2 separate regions of the Homo sapiens genome follow, and region 1 is linked to region 2. The links are chromatin loops, found by intact Hi-C in ENCODE. Cell type or tissue: heart left ventricle. All regions are shown on one strand. Links, peaks and the distances in the headings refer to the core of each region. The heading gives the core; the rest is flanking DNA. Region 1 overlaps HIVEP2 (HIVEP zinc finger 2). Region 2 overlaps HIVEP2 (HIVEP zinc finger 2).

Region 1 (2,932 bases), core at 243-2,742, 64 kb before region 2:
GTAGTCTAACCCCGAACCAAAGAAAGACAGATTGGACAACTATGGCTTAAAGCATTAAAGTAATAACTGGACATGTAGCATAGTGGCCCAGATCATGGACCATGGAGCCAGAATACTTGCTTTCAGTCCCATCTCTGCCACTTGCCAGACATACAAATATTCAGGCAAGTTACCTAACCTCTCCGTGCCTCAGTCTTTTCATCCAGAAAATGGGGATACAAATAATATTGTTAACAGAATTATACAGCATTTAAAAATGGCACGAGGAAGTGAACTCTAAATGCTAGCTGTTAACTGTATATTTTTCTGTTGATATTTCAGGTATCTATTAGCCTAATAGTGAGGAGGAAATAATGTGACACGAGTTCCTAAATTAATTTAACAAAGCCCACTGGGTTGGCTGAAAGATTTCCCCTGATAATACTCACATTGCTTGAAACACCACCACCAAAACTAGGTCAAGCAATCAAGGCTAAATATTCTATTGTTTCTGTTGACTATCCCCTAGCTGTCACAGGACAGCATGCCTTGTGATGCCATGGGACATAGAGGCAGGCATGGCTGGAGATGACCACACCTCACCACCACCTCCAGGCCTGGAAAGCAGGGGTGGGGAGAAAGCCACCACAGACCAGCAAAGTGCAAACAAAGACAGAAGCTGGCTTGGACTTCGTCATAATCAAAGTACTCATCAAAGAAGCCAAAGGCACTCATTCCCTTGGCACTAAGACCAGGGTTGAGGTGCCAGGAGGCCACACAGTGCAGGAAAGACGCTACTTTTAATTCCGGCTCCACCATATGACCTTAAGTAACTCTCACACTCTAAAGCCTTAATCTGCAGTAAAACACAGGATTTCGTCTACATCAGACCTTTTGAGTCTTTTGGCTGCCATGACCTCCTTGGCAGTCTGATGAAGCCTGTGGGCTCATTCTTAGCAGAATGTTTTAAACTACACTGGATTACAAAGGAAACCAATTACCATGAATATAGGTATCTCAAAATAACTTTCAAAGCAAACTTGTTGATAGTAATATACATAATTCTTTATTAATAATTAAAAACAAGATATAGTGCAGGTCTAATATTCACCATAATTCGGAGTAGTCATAATCATAAAGACACTTTGAGATATGAATCACAATGGTAATGTGATATGAAACTGTCTGTGATTTCTATTGGTGACAACATCACTGACACTGCTGAAACTACTGTCATTTGTTGCTTACATGAATAATGAAGGAAGTGCTAAACTTCAGTTAGAGATTAATGAAACAGTTTTTTTCTCAACCAAATTTTCTGAATTCTGTCCATTTGTGGTTAAGAGCCCCAGCCTAGGTAAATAATAAATCCCTTTATAATTCCATTATCTCAGATCAATGATTGCATTGTGTCCCTGGCTCCCTCCACAGAGAAGATTCACAAAGAGAAATAAAGCAATTCCTATTCTTTCCAACTGTGTGGAGAAAAACAGATTTACAGGATAGAAGTGTCTTTCCTCATCCCTCTCCAAGTGAGGGAAGGAACACTTATTGACTTGGAAATGAGTTACCCAAACACTATCAAGCCCTACCAGCCTACAGGCAAATACATAAGAAGTGACATTAACACCAATTAACCACAGCTCCTGTTCCAGCCCCACCTGCTCACACAGGACCTCCAGTCCCCTTAAAAAGTCCCAACTAAGTATATCTAGGATTCCAGCAAGGGAGACTTACAAGAGCCCACAGGCAGTCTGACAGCCAGTCACAACACCATCTGCCATGGCTTCTTTCCTGCACCAGCTCCCCCTAGCGTCCTCAGGAAGGAACCCCTCTGCCGCCTCTGCAGATGGCGCCCTCAGTAAGAATCCTAATGCCCAGTTGCCCCCACAGACAGCAGAGTCCATACTTCCAGGAAAGAGGGGTCCTTGTCATGGGTCCCACACTTTAGAAAGCCTGCATATCACAAACAAGCACAAATAAATTCACTGAAAAATCCACAGCACCTTTATCATAGGCATCCAGATGTCCTGTAACCCTAAACCCCGCGACAACGGTTTAAGCCCCGAGGGAAATGCTTCTCTTGCCCAATCTCTTTGCACCAGTCAAAGAGTGACTGAGTTGGAATGCCCTGAAGGTTCGTGGATTGTGACATTGCAGTGTGGAGTTAGACATCATTTCCAAAGCAGAGAAGATTCAAGCAGCATTAATGCTTAGGTAAAAGAAAAGACTTAAGAGTCATTTCTCTCAGATGGTGTGGACGCAACAGATTCTCGCATAACAAGTGTAACCATGCCAAGCATCCCTTTCCTGGTTTCTCTTCGTGCTCTGATCAGTGGTTCTAGAATCGTTAATAATTAGAGCAGCATTTGGAACAATTGCACATGGCACTTGAAGAGTGTTTCGCAATTAAACAATTCTTATTCTTAAATTTGTAAAGATGTAACCTGTATGAAGCATGATGCCAATTCTTTACATTAGCAACTAAAATGGACACTAAAAACAAACTTGTGAATAGTTTTGCTTCTGTAAAAACAGCTGAGGATTTAATTCAATTTCAAAAAAATATTAAAAAGCTTCAGCAGCATTTAAATAATTTTGAATTTTAAATGTTTTATTCATTCATTTTAATATAGATTTATTTACCTTTCAGTTTTAACATGTGATTTTGGATATTTTGTAAGAAAAATCCTTTTTTTAAATAGCTTAATTTAAAACATTTTTATACTTATTCTAATTTACATATATGATGAAAATATACTAATATTTTGTATATGTTGAATACAATTACATTACATGCTTAAATCCTTTAGGTCCCGAGAATTAGTACATGTTGACACCTTAGTATATATAATTGCTTTTTTGGAGTTCAAAAACTTAAAAAGCAGAGATTTTTAAGAAGCAGTAGAAAATCTGAAAAGAGTCAGTCTGTTTAAATTTTAAAGCTGCAAAT
Region 2 (2,932 bases), core at 188-2,687:
TCTTCTCTCGTCCCTCCCCCATCATCGCTGGAGAATAATATCACTCTGCTACCTGCCTTGAGCAACACCGTGAGCCCCTGTCTTCAAGCATTCAGGGAATTTAACAGCCTGGAAATTCCTGTTGTCCATTCGCTGAGGTCACAGATAAAGCTAAACAACAAGCCGTGGTTCCCATCAATCATAAGTCACTCACTGATAGAATGTATGGTAGGAGACCTGATGGAAGCGAGTCACCAGAGAAAATACCCACTGATGACGCATATCCAGGCATAAAAATAGTTACAGGGCCCTCAAAGGGATTATTCAACAGCCTACATTTAGACTTTCTTACAAGAGACCTGAAGTCAACGTGCTGCAGTTAAGTGGCTGGAGAGTTGAAGTTTAAGCTTCCTCAACAGACATAACCACAGAAAGCTGTTTTAAATAAGCTCCCACAATAACAAGCTGTTTAGTAAATTTTAACACAACTTTATAAGCCGTAAACAGTACCACCAACTATCTTATAAAATGCCGCCTAATCTTCTATTTTATTCACTTTCTCCTTCAAATAATGATTTCTCTTCTTTAACTCGTAGTCCCCAAGCAGTAATATTTAATCAGTCCAAAGAAATACAGCCTTACTTGCTTTCCAAATAAACTTTAGGAAAACAACACAAATTGCTTTCTGCATCTATATCTTTATAAAACATGCTTTTAAGTAAAGCTTAATTACAAATTTCACCAAAAATCCTGACATTTTGCCCACTGTATTTGCAGTTATCTTTTTCATGAATTGGTTTGATCCTTTACAGAAATAATTACCACATGTATTACATATACCTACTAAATATGGTATCTTATACAAAGTAGGCATTATTATTGTTTGACAAATGAGTGAGTGAATGGATGAATCAATGAAATGTTATGTGCAAGTATTTTAATTGAGCAAATGACAAGTAAGATGTTAACTAAGACAAATTCTGGTTTTTTTAAATTTTATGAGGAGGGAAATAACTTTTTATATGTATAACCATTTTAATAGTTTTCAAATCATCTGTTCTCTTTTCCTCCCACTCAAACATATGCATAGCTACCCTGCAAGCAGGTCGTTCACAGAACTTTCATATCAGAAAATGCTGGATTTTCGCACATTTTTATATTTAAATATCTAAAAATGTTCCCTTTCCAGTTTGCCTTAAGCAAATGTGCTGACACAATGAACAATGAAGGCAACTGGCTATGACAGAACCCAAAATTCTGCCTCAGAACTTGAACACTTCCGACTTGCAACACCCTATTTGTTAGTCTTATTACAAATCCTTTCCTAATTGTGGACAGGTTTCCATTGTTACCCAGTTAATTATTAGCCATAGAAATTTATCTATGATAGAATTTATCTCAGTGCTTAATGTTATTAACTATCTTGCCCACACAAATGGCAAAAAACCTGTTAACAACACTGTTCTAACTTTTGACAAAACATGTTTAGGGCTTTACTCTGGAGGGCAGCTCTCCAGTGAACAAGTAGTTAACAAAATGACATTTCTCTTCCTGTCCTGGTAGGTTCTACATCACTTTCCTCAAGAATGATAACACTGCTACAAATACAGGTGCAACATATTTTTAGTACTAAGATTTCACAAAGCATTCACGTTTCTCTCCTGTGCATATGTGTCAACAGTATGTGGCCTAGTTTAAAGAACCTAAATGGAAATGTTCACTGGTGCCCTCTAGTTGATCATTGCTAAAGCAATTTTGAGGAAGTACACGTGTACCTCCATCATCCCACTCATAAATATTGTAAAGTTCCCAATCAACATTCAGCCATTAATTCCTGACATAAAATGTGAAATAAAAAATGAAATTTAGAAACTGCTTTATTTCATAAGGTTTCATTATGCATTTTTTTGGAAAATGAACAATAAAGAAAAACTTTGAGAAACAGAAAAAAAAACCTAAAAGATAAGATGAGACATATTCCTATTTGCCAAAGAAGAAAGAATGTATTAATACTTAATATTAACTCAGAAACCAAAAATGTTTCACTAATTTTACAAAAGGATAGTTCAAAATCAGCCAAGGCACCCTGAAATGATCATGTTTCACCCTGCTACATACATTTGACAGCTTTCAGTCATGGTGGTCTATGCTGGTCAAGTCTGAACTGAGGATCCTCAGATAATTTTAAAACAATACCAATATCCAAAGGAGACACTATTCCAAATTGCACTGACATATTAACTATCAATTCAGAGATCACCGATTGAATCCCATAAAAGGTTATTTCCATCAGCACTCTTAGTTTTAGTAATTCCAGGCCTGTTAAATTTACTATCAACAGAACAATTGTTTTTTGTTAAGAGAAAATGAAACTTCCTTACCCTAGATTAGAAACTATGCTATCATTACAGTTATTTAAATCTGTGAGATCATTTCCTGCATTGTCTCCTCCAATGAAGAAGTTAAACAAATCACCGTTTAAAATTTAAAAATGCAAAAATACATTTCAGAGAGTATGTGCGTTTATCTTTCTGAAATATCAAACAATGTAATCACCTGGTCACTAAATTTAGGACCAGATTATTTAATTATCTGGAAAGAACTGGGGGGAAGGGGAGGATATAGCAAAGGGCGATGCAGCAAAAAAAAAAAAAAATTGCTTTTTCAAATTAATCTTTCTAGAAACAATATTTAAATTCATTCCCCTATGTCACTAGTAAAATACCATGACAATAAATCATTTTACATGTTTTAACTATATTCAAAAAATGGGAAAATACATCCCTAGTTCACTATCCTACGCCCAGTCAAGGACAGATAACTCACATTTAGACTATAAAGTTAGTTTTCTCCTTTAGTCTCAGTATTATGATGGGATTCTGTTTTGTTTTGTTTTGTTGTATTGTTCTTTTTGAGACGCTCACTGTGTTGCCCAGGCTGCAGTGCAATGGTG

What was found. Peaks named below come from ENCODE experiments on the same cell type or tissue, not always from the same donor. Only the 100,000 strongest peaks of a DNase experiment are listed, where the experiment ranks them.
Region 1: a loop joins it to region 2, with 2.0 times the contacts of the local background. A loop is called at or near these places in 19 of 110 quality-filtered maps.

The regions. Positions count from the first base shown.
Region 1 is chr6:142,821,319-142,824,250 of GRCh38, forward strand. The region is part of intron 2 of HIVEP2 (HIVEP zinc finger 2); the gene reads right to left. Among named protein-coding and RNA genes, the nearest start is that of HIVEP2, 120 kb to the right of the region's middle. In heart left ventricle, for the core only: a CTCF peak has its summit at 1,771 (motif pointing left); no DNase peak of the experiment used is centred there.
Region 2 is chr6:142,885,340-142,888,271 of GRCh38, forward strand. All of the region lies in intron 1 of HIVEP2 (HIVEP zinc finger 2), which reads right to left. Among named protein-coding and RNA genes, the nearest start is that of HIVEP2, 58 kb to the right of the region's middle. RefSeq lists an enhancer at 1-813. In heart left ventricle, for the core only: a CTCF peak has its summit at 1,713; no DNase peak of the experiment used is centred there; H3K4me3 peaks cover 525 bases; H3K27ac peaks cover 564 bases.